Linked DNA regions of Homo sapiens: region 2 is linked to region 1. Evidence: chromatin contacts called from ENCODE Hi-C or POLR2A ChIA-PET data. All regions are on one chromosome and are shown on one strand. The core of a region is the stretch at or near the end of the contact, and the rest is flanking DNA. Distances in the headings are between cores, read along the strand shown.

Region 1 (6,021 bases), core at 3,513-6,012:
AACCTGGAAGCAACCAAGATGTCATTCAATTGATGAATGGATAAATTAGCTAGTACATCCAAACAATGGAATATTGTTTAGTGCTAAAAAGAAATGGGCTATGAAAAGATATGGAGGAAACTTAAATCCATATTGCTAAGAGAAAGAAGCCAATCTGAAAAGGCTACATACTGTACGATTTCAACTATATGACGTTCTACAACAGGTAAAACTATGGAAACAGTAAAAAGATCAGTGGTTGCCAGGAGTCTGGGGGGAAGGAGGGATGAATAGGCACAGCACGGAGAATTTTTAGGGCAATGAAACTATTCTCTATAACACTGTATGATGGATAAATGTCATTAAACATTTGTCAAAACCCATAGAATGTACAACACCAAGAGTGAACCCTAATGTAAACTGTGGACTTCAGTTCATAATAAAGTATCAATAGTGGCTCATCACTTGTTTAAAAAAATATCCAAATGAGCAGTATTTTGGTTACACTTTTATCAATATTATTCATATTAAACAACCATCTCAAATATCTGTGGGTAGTGCACATGCAAGGGTAATTTGATTTTCCATTTGAGACCATAATTTGCTCTTTGTGAATCTTCTTAACGCTGCTCAGTCTTCTAGTTTCCCCTTCCTTCCTTCCTTCCCTCCCTTTCCTTCCTTTCTTCCTTCTTTCCCTTCTTCCCCCTCCTCTCTCTCTTTCTTTGTCTCTTCCTTCCTTCTTTCTTCTTTCTTTCTTTGCCTTTCTTTCTTTCTCTCCTTCCTTCCTTCTTTCTTTTTTTTTCTCTCTCTCTCCCTTTTCTTTCTCTCCTTCCTTCCTCTCTCTCTCTCTCTTTCTCTTTTTCTCTCTTTCTTTCCAGAATCTCAACCCTGTTGCCCAGGCTGGAGTAAAGTGGTGCAATCACAGCTCACTGCAGCCTCGACTTCCCAAATTCAGGTGATTCTCCCACCTCAGCTTCTCGAGTAGCTGAGACTATAGGCACATGCCACCATGCCCAGCTAATATTTTGTATTTTTAGTAGAGACAGGGTTTCGCCATGTTGCCTAGGTTGGTATTGCACTCCTGGGCTCAAGCGATCCGCCCACCTTGGCCTCCCCAAGTGCTGGAATTTCAGGTGTGAGCCATGGTGCCCAGCCCTTCTAGTTTCTTGTCTAAATTAAACCGACTTGTTTTAACAGCATTTAGCCAGCATTCCCATCATGTATCCAAGAGCAGTTGTAAGGTCAGTTGTGATACAGTTTTTTCCAAGATATTTCATCTTTGGGCACATCCAGAATATTGCATATAATCTTTTTATTTTTCCAAAAATGCCATTATTATCAGCACAATTAGGCTGTGTCTTCTAATAACAAGTTCAACTATGTGCCATACAGGGGACATGTCACCAAAAAAATGCTTCTAGATTTTTGGCCAAAATCCTGGCTTGTTCATCTTTATTATCTTTACTAACCATGTCATTACTGTTATCATCGACTTGCCCTTGACAGTCTTTTAAATCAAAGACTAAAATTGCAAGTAGGTTTTTTCCTTAGTGCAAAACTAGGGAAAACTAGTTTTTCCTTAAGTCAAAACTAGAATATAGCTAGTTAAATACACATGCGTGTTTTCTCTATATTTACATATATGCAAATTTAAAGATAAATAGGAATTAATATTGAAAAATGTTCCTCAGCCACATTGCACAAACCACGTTAATTTCTTTTCTTCTTTCTTTCCTTTTCTTTTCTTCTTTTTCTTTCTTTCTTTTTTTTTTGTAAGATGTGTAGGACAGAGTCAGCACGGTGGCTCACGCCTGTAATCCCAACACTTTGGGAGGCCGAGGCAGGCAGATCACTTGAGGCCAGGAGTTCAAGACCAGCCTGGCCAACATGGTGAAACCCCGTCTCTACTAAAAATACAAAAGTTAGCTGGGTGTGGTGGTGCACGCCTGTAGTCCCAGCTACTGGGGGAGACTGAGGCACAAGAAGCACTTGAGCCTGGGAGGTGGAGGTTGCAGTAAGCTGAGCTCGTGCCACTGCACTCCCGCCTGGGTGACAGAGCGAGACTGTCTCAAACAAGTGCAGAAGAGCTGAAGAGCTTCTTCGGGCCTGAACCGTGTTGTTTGCAGAGCTGACGTTTGGGGCTATAGGCTTTTCCGTACCAGTAACGAGCACTGGATCCTGACTGATAGAGGACCCAGGTGCTCCTTTATGGAGACATTTGTTGTCTATGTTTGTAATACTTGGGGTCCTCTCAAGCTTGGGTGGCACTGGGAGGGAACAGGGTGGAGGGTACAAGGATGAAAGCAAACCTTCTGTGACTGTATCTTTTTATAAAGTTTTGACTTTGGGACCCTGTAAATGATTTGCATAATTAAAAAACAAAATAAAAAAAACCAACCTAAAACATGGCAATAATATAGATTTTACTGAATGCTTGATGAGGAGACGATGGGGAGGGCCGTAATATACACAATAGCACAAAACAAAACCCCTGAATTAGACATTCTTTTCTGGTTTTTCCAATCTCTTAATCCTCAGTCCTTCATAGTCTCTAAAAATCCCTTCTATTGTCCCAGCTAGAATCTTACGCTGAGCAAAACAAAACTAAACAAAAAAACCCCTGAAGTTAGCACAACAGCAGAAACCAGCTGCCACCAGAGCAGGCCTCCAGAGGGCTTTACACTACATCTTCCATTAGAAAATACTGCAAGGATAGGGCTTCTAGGTGTTCAGCTTTCTCAATATCTGGCTTATTTTCTTCTCAATCCCTGGGACTAACATTGTCAAACAATTTGAACTGCCTCCCCAAAGCCAGTTGGAGTCTTTGTCCCTGCCCAAAGCAGGATTACCTGCTAGGTTTCCTGGGAGTCAAGGGTTGTGGCTCATTAAAGAGGGCTTTGGATTAGTGAGTCTCAAATCACTCAAAGGGGAGGTCTTGGTCCTAAACGAATGGAAATTCTCTCTTAGAGGATCCTGCCAACTCTGAGAAGGACTTTACATGCTTCTTGGTGTGGAAAACTGGCCAGTTAATTGCACGCAGTGCAGGCACAGCACGTTTGCCAAGTTTGACTTTGGACATATTGTGTAGGAAGCACCAGTGGGATACCCATGAACCGTTCATGTCCAGGAAGCAGCTGGAGCCTGAAGTTTGCAGGACAGGTTCAGGCTGAAGACACAAATTCAGAAATCATCGTGTATACAGGAGAGGAGGCTATGATGGAAACAGAAAGAATATAGGAAAGGGTAATGATTCTGAGGCCAAGGGTGGAGGAAGTGGTGTCAAGTGCTGGAGGAAGATTGATTAATAACAACATAGTGTTCACTGGACAAATAAGATCCCTTAAGAGGAGATGGTACGGGCGATGGGATCAACTGTCTTGAAAGGGAGGTGGGCACATTCTCCAAGATTTGACACTGGCGGGAGGATGCGAGTAGGAAAATAAAAACATCAGCAACACATCACAACACAACAAACCATAACCTGGCCAGGGCCTGAGAGCAGGGAGAGAGAAAGGGTAGGAAGAAGCCAGAGGAGTTTCAGCGACTGCAGTCCTTCCTCTGCACTATAGCGTACCCCTACCACGATCCCAAGGCCTCAGTAAAGGTTTGCTGCACACCTCAGCTTCTTATCAGTGATGCTTTGGAGAATGAAGGACTCTGAGGCAGTGTTCAGGGCAGACTGAAGGAGGACGGACACTTTCAGGAGCCCAGGAGTGGAGATGGAGAATTCAACTCAAGTAGGAAATTCAGCAAAGGTGACCAGGGGAAAGATAAGTCCACTAGGAGTCTGCTAAGCATCCTTGGAGTTAGTAGAAAACGCCAGGATTCCCAATATATTTGGGATGGGGTTTCAAATATATTTTGACTATTGTTTGAGTATTAAAGAAAAGGGCAGGGCCGGGCTTGGTGGCTCACGCCTGTAATCTCAGCACTTTGGGAGGCCGAGGCGGGTGGATCACGAGGTTCAGGAGTTCGAGGCCAGCCTGGCCAACATGGTGAAACCTCGTCTCTACTAAAAATACAAAAATTAGCCGGGTGAGGTGGTGGGCACCTGTACTACCCGGGAGGCTGAGGCAGGAGAATCGCTTGAACCCGGGAGGCAGAGGTTGCAGTGAGCCGAGATCGCGCCACTGCACTCTAGGGTAGGAAGGCCCAGGGTAGGAAGCTGAGCGGTTTCTAAATCTGTAGCCCCTTTTTCTCAATGACAATGAAGTAATCTTCCGAGATGTTGAAAAACCTGGTGAGGAAAGTTTGGAATAGCAGTTTGGGAATCCCCTGTAATAATCTGCTTTCCCTTGTGAACAGCAGGCACTGTCTTAAAATTTTTTTGTATCCTCAATGCACTGTAGGAGTTCAATAAATGATAGAATAGATGAATAAATAGAAGAGAATGAGGAGACGGATCTGGGCAGGCTGCGAAGGCGGTGCTATTCCAAAGCCCAGCCCAGAGGCAGTGACCTCCGACCCAAGCCAAAAAAAAAACCTCGCGTTCAGAGGCCGGGAGAAAGAACAGCTCCCAAATTGAGGGGAGTCCAAGACCCTGCTCTTTTAGAGGGTGGGGCTAGGAGAGCGTATTTCGACGCTGCCCGCCAACGAACCAATCCCCGCCTAAAGGGGGAGGGGATTTAATCTGTCGCCTCTCCTTCCCTTTGGAAAGTAAATACGTTCGGGCGCCATTCAAACGGACCAATGAGTGATCGACGTTTTTGTGGTTGGCCTTCACCGATTGGCTGGAGTTTGTCGTCCCTCCCTCCTCGTCACGCCTCTGGCTCCACCCCTTTGCACACAAGATGGCGGCGCCCAGCGGAGTAGGGGCTGCGCTTGGGGTTTGCTGAAGCTGGCTGCCTCTCCCACTCCCCTTTTGGGTGCAAAGCGCCGCTAGCGGGAAGACGGGGGCCGGGCGGGGACAGGGGCACCTGCGTAGCTGGACTGAGAGCCTGCGCCCAGCTTACATCGACCCCACCCGGCCCCGGCCCGACCCGACGCGACCCGATCCGATCCGATCCCATTCCATCCGTTCCTCGTCTCCTCCCGGTCTGACCCGTTGCCCGGCCGTGGTTCGCCACACCAGGCATCCAAAGCTGAGGTCGCTCCTACGGCCTGGGCTCGCCTTCGCTTTAGAGATGTTTGGCCTCTTCCCTCCCAAACAGCCCATCTTCAAAACCTGGACTCTTGGACTGGCACCTGGCCACCTTTCCCTCTACCAAGACTCCACTTCCGTCTTACCCACTTCTTCCTCAGATTCTTGGTACCCCCTGGGTTGGAGACTGCTCATTTTCCTTCCAAATTAATCCCAGACCCCCTAAAATATTGACAACCTTGACAACCCCCCAACCGAGGAGCCAGACTTTGTTTTGGACTAACTTCCATAGCCCTATCATGGAGGCAGTGTACCTGGTAGTGAATGGGTTGGGCCTGGTGCTGGACGTGCTGACCTTGGTGTTGGACCTCAACTTCCTGCTGGTGTCCTCCCTCCTGGCTTCCCTGGCCTGGCTCCTGGCCTTCGTCTACAACCTGCCGCACACGGTACTGACTAGTCTTCTGCACTTGGGCCGCGGAGTCTTGCTTTCATTGCTGGCCTTGATCGAAGCCGTGGTCCGGTTCACATGTGGGGGCTTGCAGGCCTTGTGTACTCTGCTGTATAGCTGCTGCTCTGGCCTAGAGAGCCTAAAGCTCCTGGGGCACCTGGCCTCTCATGGGGCACTGCGGAGCAGGGAGATACTGCACCGGGGCGTCCTCAATGTGGTCTCCAGTGGCCATGCTTTGCTGCGCCAGGCCTGTGACATCTGTGCCATTGCCATGAGCCTGGTGGCTTATGTGATCAACAGCCTGGTCAACATCTGCCTCATCGGCACTCAGAACCTCTTTTCCCTGGTGCTGGCCCTGTGGGATGCAGTGACCGGGCCTCTGTGGAGGATGACGGACGTAGTGGCTGCCTTCCTAGCCCACATTTCCAGCAGTGCTGTGGCCATGGCCATCCTCCTTTGGACACCCTGCCAACTAGCCCTGGAGCTGCTGGCCTCAGCTGCCCGCCTCCTGGCC
Region 2 (6,748 bases), core at 1,149-3,648, 280 kb after region 1:
CATGGAAGGAGGAGCAGACCTGTTAACATAGAGGAGCGATGTGGTGATTCCCGGAGGCACGCTGGAGCAGAGAGAGAGCATGTGTGCTGGGAAGACCCCTGAACCAATCTCTGAGGGGACAGGAGCTGGTCAGAAGAAGGGTGTGAGTAAAGGTGGGAGAAATGGCCTGGGGCATGCAGAGAACTCCCAGCAGCTGGTGAGGCTAGAGCCCAAAGAAGGGATCAGGGAGTGATGAAGACAAGGCTGGGAGGTGAGCAGGGGGCAGTTGTGGAACACCTTGGACACCACGGGCCTTTATCTTACAGGCAGCCAATCAGAAGCCAATGAAATACTTTACGTAGGAAAATGATAAGGCTAAATGTATCTTGAAAGCTGACTCTGGCATCCATGTGGGATGGGTTAAGGGGTGAAACTGGAGGCCAGCGAACTAGTTGGATGCTGTTGCTAGTGCAGGCTAGAGATGTGAGGCTGTCAGCGGCTGATGGGGGTCTTGGCCAGTTCGTGCCCACTGTTATTCCAGAGATAAACACTGTGGACTTGCATCACAAACACCATTCTGCAGGTAGAACTTGACCTTCATAAAAGGAAGACAGAAAAAGACATCAGAAATTGTTTTTTAAGAACAAATGTTGGATTTTCAAGGGATCTGAAGTCAAGGTTGAATTTTCCAATGAGCTAGCTGGACTCTTCTTGGCATTTAGACATCCCAGGGTTTGCTTTCCATTGATTTTCCAGTGGGAACCTCCTTCTCATGCGTGATCTTCCTCCTACACTCTCGGCCCCTTGTCAGGTGCAGTTTCTGGTGAGGTCTTAAATTTTTCAATGGTGCCCAGCTAGCTGGTGTAGAAGCCCTTAGGTCTGGGCAGCCTGGGGATGCCCTTTCCTGTAAGACTGTGTCAGGCACGCTCTTTCCTGGGCTAAGATCTTCATGGGCCAATGCCAATGTGAGTGGCAAGGGAGTCCACGCACTGTAGGGCTCTCCCTCCCAGCCCATCTGTGCCCTTGCATGGCTGTTCCGAGTCACAGGCCCCCTCCATTTAGGACATTGTAATGCGGCCTTCTTTCTTTACTCTAGACAAAGGAGATACTGCATAGGCAGTTGTAAGTGTGAGTCTGGGGTGTCAGTATCACTGTGGGTGGAGTTGGTTGGCAGTTGAAAGGCCTCAGGCCCAAGCTGTGGGACCACCCACTGTCTGATGGAAGTGAGTGATGAAAGAAGCATGACAAAATGCAACCCCAGAGAGGTGGGATTGGGGGTGGATGGGGGAGTGGACACTCCCAGCGGCATCCCAGACAGCTGTTTTCATTGATGCGTTCTATAGGGAAAAATTGTGAAAGACTTTGAAATGGACCAAAAAGATGATTGGGTGTCTTGTCTAGCATACTCTTCTGGGTTTTTTTCAGGCTTCATGGTCTTTGAGCTATTTTACAGCCCTGGAAGTTACAGAAAACTGGTAATAACACAACGAGGAAAAGGCATGTGAGGCCATAGCAAGAGGACACACAAGCCAGGAAGTGAGCCCCCATCAGACACCTGAACCTTGATCTTGGACTTCCAGTGTCCAGAACTGTGAGAAATAGATTTCCCTTGTTGAAGCCACCAGCCTATGGTGTTTTCTTATGGCAGTTGGAGCAGACCATGAGAGCTATATTTCAGGTTCTTTGAGATTTTCTTTTAACCAATTGTAATATCTTACTGGTTCCCCCATGAATTAATGGACTAAATACAATTTTTGACATAGGTTATTGGTATCAGAGTCACGATTTTGTCCTTAAGAAAAAGTTATTCTTTGACCATTCAATCATTCAGCAGAATGTTTGTTGATGCCGTCCCTGGCCCTGGCACTGTGCTGATGGCTGGAAATACAAAGATGAGTTCAACATAGTCCTTGTCCTCAAAGAGCTCCTTGTGTGGTGCAGAGGCGGGCAGGAGGCACACCAGTGAGCATCAGAGTGTCGGTGCTGAGGCTGCAGTTGGAGGAGGTCGCTTTTGGCAGGGATTCGGGGCAGGGCTGGGAAAAGCATGAGTTTTGGAGTCAGACAGGCCTAGCTCTAAGTCCTCAATTCACCACTTCAAAGCTTTGTGGCTTCAGATACATTCATTTTCTTATCTGTGAAGTAAGGATAGTATTTTCATCTTAAGGGTTTATGAGAAGTAAATGAGGTATTGTGTGCAAAGAGCTTAGCCCAGTGCCTGGCATATACTAAATGCTCAACAAATGCTAGTCTCAGCCTTCTGGGCTATGATTTCAGAGGTGCAAGGAAGGCCCCTGATTCCTTCCTCTGCCTGCTAGGAGACACCTGAAATTCCTTTAGGAGAGGAAAAACCTTTCATTACACAGCTAGCAAAGCACTCCCAGTATAAACAGCTTGGGACAGGAAGTGTGGTGACTCAACACACGTTAATATGTAATTTGCTGATGCCAGGGCTTCCGCTTAGAGAAAGTTTTCATAAGCATAACCCCTTGCCTGTGAGTGCCTCTGAAAGCACTTTCACATCTCTGACCTCATGTAATCCCCCCAGCGCCTATCTGGGGAGGGCAGGTCCTGGAGGATCATCCTTACTCATTTTACCAAGGAGGGGACTTGGGCTTTGAGCCATGAAATAAATAGTCCATTCCAGGTTACTCAGCCATGATCCAGGAGCCAGGCCTCAGACCTCAGTCTCCAGACTCAAACAATGCACCCTTACCTCCAGTGGAGTGAAGAGGGGAGAGGAGTCACTCTAGAAGAGAACTTGGGGAACCTGAGCTTAAAGAAGCTGAGTCAACCCTGGGTGGAGGAAGCAGAGCCTCCCAGGATGGTGGGTTAAGGATCTGCTCTCTATAAGCTGTGGAATTCTTACCATGTTGGGCCTTGATTTCTTCTTTTCTAAAATGGTGGTAGTAATGCTTGTCTCACAGGGCTGCTGTACGGATAAAGAGGATAACACAAGCAGTGTCTAGCACAATGCTAGATGGAAGGCTTCAAGCCACACAAGAGCAGGGACAAATCTGACTTGCTCCCCATTGCATCCCAGCAATCGGTAAAGCACCAGGCACGTGGTAGGTGCTCCAGGAGTATTCAACAAAGGAATGGATCAGTGAGTGGCATGGGCTCAGTGCACGGCCACTGTTGTAGTCATTGTGTAGGAACAGGATCGCTGGTGGAACTCACCGAGCCTGGGGACGTGGAAGAGAGGCTGGGGGAGCCGGGTCTGCAGACACATTTCAGTGGCTGTGGGGAGGGCAGGCTCAAGGAAGAATTCAGTTTCTTTGGATATGAGGGCTTTGGGACACCTTCTGCTCTGAATGGAGGAGCCAGGAGCTGGGATACTCCATGTCCAGGCCAGGGGACAGGGTGACTTCAGGTAGAAGTTGTAGGCATGCAGGTAAGCCCCAGAGAGCATAAGGAGAGAGAAACCCAGGCCCATGCTAAACCAGCAGGGGCAGCCCATGTGGGTGGTGCAAGGACCAGACAAGCAGCCTCCAGGGGGTGGGCAGAGAGCTTCTCTGTGGCCCCTGTGCTGGGGTAGGGGGCATGGGTGGCCCAGAAGGACAGGATGCCACTGTATTTCCTGAGAACTGCTGCCCCAGCCCTTAGCTGTTCCTTCCACTAGAAGCCATTTTCACTCCTACTCTGACCCTCCTGAGACCATGGCTCACGGTCAGGCCCTGATCTTCTCGTGGATTTCTATCGATTTGGATGTTTTTGACAGAGCGTGTCTTTAGGAGAGGCTGGTGGGACCTTCTGCTCCTGAGCCGCGATCTCTGCCTCCACCTGAATCTTCACCTCTGCTCTGTACCTCCCCTCTTCACTCACAGCCACTGGCTCAACTCTCCCACTTAAAACAAAACAAACAAAACCCTCTCTCCCTTGGCCCCAGCTGTCTCTTCAGATCACGTCTTATCTTTTCTCCCCCAACTCGTATCTTGGGAGGATTAGCGTTCCTTGCTGTCTGATGTTCTCTCTCATTCACTTTTTTTTTTTTTTTTAAGCAAGTGGTCTTCCAGGTGTTTTTCCTCTGAGTGGCATCACCAGTGGTCTACAAAGTCACCAAGTCCCCTCTCCAATCCACCCCCTTACCACTTCTAAATCCAACTGCTGTTCTCAGGACGTTTCTGCCTCCCATGGCATTTGGCCATGTGGGCCGCTGCCTGCTTGGAAGTCCAGCCTCAGGTCCCAGGCGGAACCCCGCCGGTGCCTGTGGCTTTGGCCTTGGCTGGCTTCTTGCTTTCCTTCGCTGGTCGCCCGCCCCCTTTGCTGTGGGTGCTTCTCGAGTGGATCCCAGTCCTCACCTCCTCCCTCCACGCGTTCTCCCTGCGTGAGCTCATCCTCCCTGTGGCTTTAATTACCATCTGTAGGCTGCTGGCCGCTCCAGTGTGGGCTTGTCTCAGGAGAAACAGCCCAGCAGCTTAAGAGCATCTCCATCCCCACATGTGTGAACTTGAGCACGTTCTGAACACCCCTCCCGCCTTCCCGCATGGCCACTGTCTCAGTAAGCATCTCTCCAGTTGCTGGTCAGAAACCTGGACAGGACTCCTGATTCCTCCTTCTCTGTCAGCCCCCACACTCAGTCCTTCTGTTTGATTTGACCCAATCGCCCCTTAGGTTTTCCTCCTAATTTGCTTTCCAGTCCACCCGCTGATCTCCTGCCCGCCTCAGTGATGGCTTCCTCCCAGGCTCCCTGCCTCAGTTGCCCCGGCTCACTCCCATGGGCTCAGCAGGTCTTGGGCTCTGCCTCATGCCTTGGGCTTCTCTGTCTGTCTGTTCCCTCCCTCCAAGCTTTCCTCAAGCCTCACCTCTTTGAAAGCTCGTGTCACAGTTAAGAGGGATAGTCTGGAGCCCACAGACCTATTTCAAATCTAGATGTCAGCACTTAGCAGCTTTGTGATCTCAGCCTCAGCAAACTTCTTACCTGCTCTATGCCTCAGTCTCCTCTTATGTAAATGGCGATCCCTGCTTCTCATCGATTGCTGTGAGTCAAGTGTGTGTCTCTAGCTGCTTTTGTATTCTAGAGAAAGGCGTTCATTGCTGCCAGGGAGACAGGGATCTTTGTTCCGGAAAATGACCCATTGATTGTGTCAGATAAAGCTCTCTACCCACCAGAGTGAAACTGGGAAGGCCAAAGAATGGGGCTGAACTTCTCCAAAGACAAAAGCCATTTCAGCAGGAAGCAATGAGAACCCGGAAATGGCAGAGGGGGGTCAGCCACGGGATTGGAGTGCAGAGGCTGAAGACAGAACCCAGAAGATGTGACTGGTTCAGGAGGAACTGGCAAGAGCAAGAGGTCTGATTTTTAAATTTCGAGTCACTTGTTAGGCTTCAAGAAGGTCCCTCCTATTCCCCAACTTCTAGGAAAATTATCTTACAAGTTCTGCCATAGGTTAGTAACATTTTGGGAGAAAATTCAGGACGAGACAGATCCCATCTGCCACTTCTTCCAGGAAGCCTTCCTGGACTCCCCCTGTCTCCCAAGTCTGGTTTTGGTATCTCCTCTTCTGTAGGTCAACAAGAAGAAAAAAACAAACAAAAACAAAAAACAACCCAAAAAATTGCATAAACTCAAGAGTCAGAACAGGATTGAGAGAGAAGAGGAAATCAGAATGAGAGGAAATCATGAAAATGCCAGGTCCTGGCAATTCTTAGGCATCTTGGAGACTGTACGGCATGGAACTGTTTTTATCTGAATACTGAAAGTGACCCCAAAGCTTTAAAGGGACATCAAGAGATCATCTGTGTTACTGAGAATTAAATTAGATGATGTACATAGAGTTCTTAGCCCCAGCCCCAACACACAGGAAACTCAGAAATTTGGGAGTTACTTTTTTTTTTTTTTTTAACAAACATTATAATGTCCTATTTTATAGATAGCAAGGATATAACAATCTCATCAGAGGTGAGGTGGGCAGAGATCTACAGGAACAGAGGGAGCTTATCTCCTCTTAACTTCCCTGGGCACCCAGGCCCCCTAATGGGGACACAGCTGCTGGTGACACTGGCCAAACAAGGACAATCTGACCATATCTGGAAATGTCCACTTTTGTTTTTATTGTCAGCTACTATTATCATTTTTAATAGGACAGGGTCTCACTATGTTGCCCAGGCTGGTCTCGAACTCCTGGACTTAAGCAATCCTCCCGCCTCGGCCTCCCAAAGTGCTGGGACTGAGCCGCAGTCTGAGCCGCAGCGCCAAGCTCTATTATTTTTAACATCACTGTCCTTCCTCAGTGTCCCCAGAGTGCCTCTGCCTGTCCCCACTCATCTGTTGTTGAGTGTGGATCTTGGATTACTACTTTTCTACTTAGATGTAAGAAATCTGGCTGATTTTCACATGTGGTTTATAGAAATAGAATGATTTTTTTGGTTCCATCATGTATCCTGTCTTCCTCCCTCCAATTTCACTGCAAGCTCTGAGTTGGAACTCAAATGGCCAGTTCTCCTTAGGTCCCTTGTGCCTCATGCACAGCAACGGCTGCACCGATGTCTGTTGCTGTGGGTGTTAATTTCATCCCTGGATGGGTCCAGAGAGTCCACACCTGGGCAGGAGGCTCAGCCCGGAAGCCCCTGCTCTGTCTTTGCCTGTGTCTTCACTCAAGTCTCTTGGGACAGCCTGAGCTGCTGAGATGTGGTGGTGGAGAGGAAACAGAGATGGGGTCTTTGAGAAGAGAAGGACTAGCAGTGTGAAACTAAGTGGGTGGTCACAGGGTGTGGGGGTTGTATTTAATTAGTCACTAAGCCCTTTCATGAGATCTTGAGCCATGGTCCC

The links. A loop is a pair of places that touch in the nucleus more often than their neighbours do. ChIA-PET counts read pairs that join two places held with the same protein, here RNA polymerase II (POLR2A). Pooled maps may share reads with other maps.
Region 2: a loop to region 1 is called in a pooled map, with 3 times the contacts of the local background. The contact joins the enhancer-like site here to the promoter of RNF26 in region 1. A Hi-C loop is called at or near these places in 1 of 50 pooled maps. POLR2A ChIA-PET finds 5 or more read pairs at or near these places in 2 of 52 experiments (H1 and WTC11).

The regions. Positions count from the first base shown.
Region 1 is chr11:119,329,765-119,335,785 of GRCh38, forward strand. It overlaps RNF26 (ring finger protein 26), which reads left to right and starts at 4,763. Exons shown (of 1, transcript NM_032015.5): 1 at 4,763-6,021. The coding sequence starts at 5,359. RefSeq lists an enhancer at 4,405-5,296.
Region 2 is chr11:119,613,298-119,620,045 of GRCh38, forward strand. No RefSeq gene overlaps it. Among named protein-coding and RNA genes, the nearest start is that of NECTIN1-AS1, 93 kb to the right of the region's middle. RefSeq lists enhancers at 833-1,356, 2,832-3,421, 4,602-5,189. Within about 2 kb of position 2,399, at least 8 of the 41 ENCODE cell types and tissues checked have a DNase peak (open chromatin) inside an H3K27ac peak, as active enhancers do.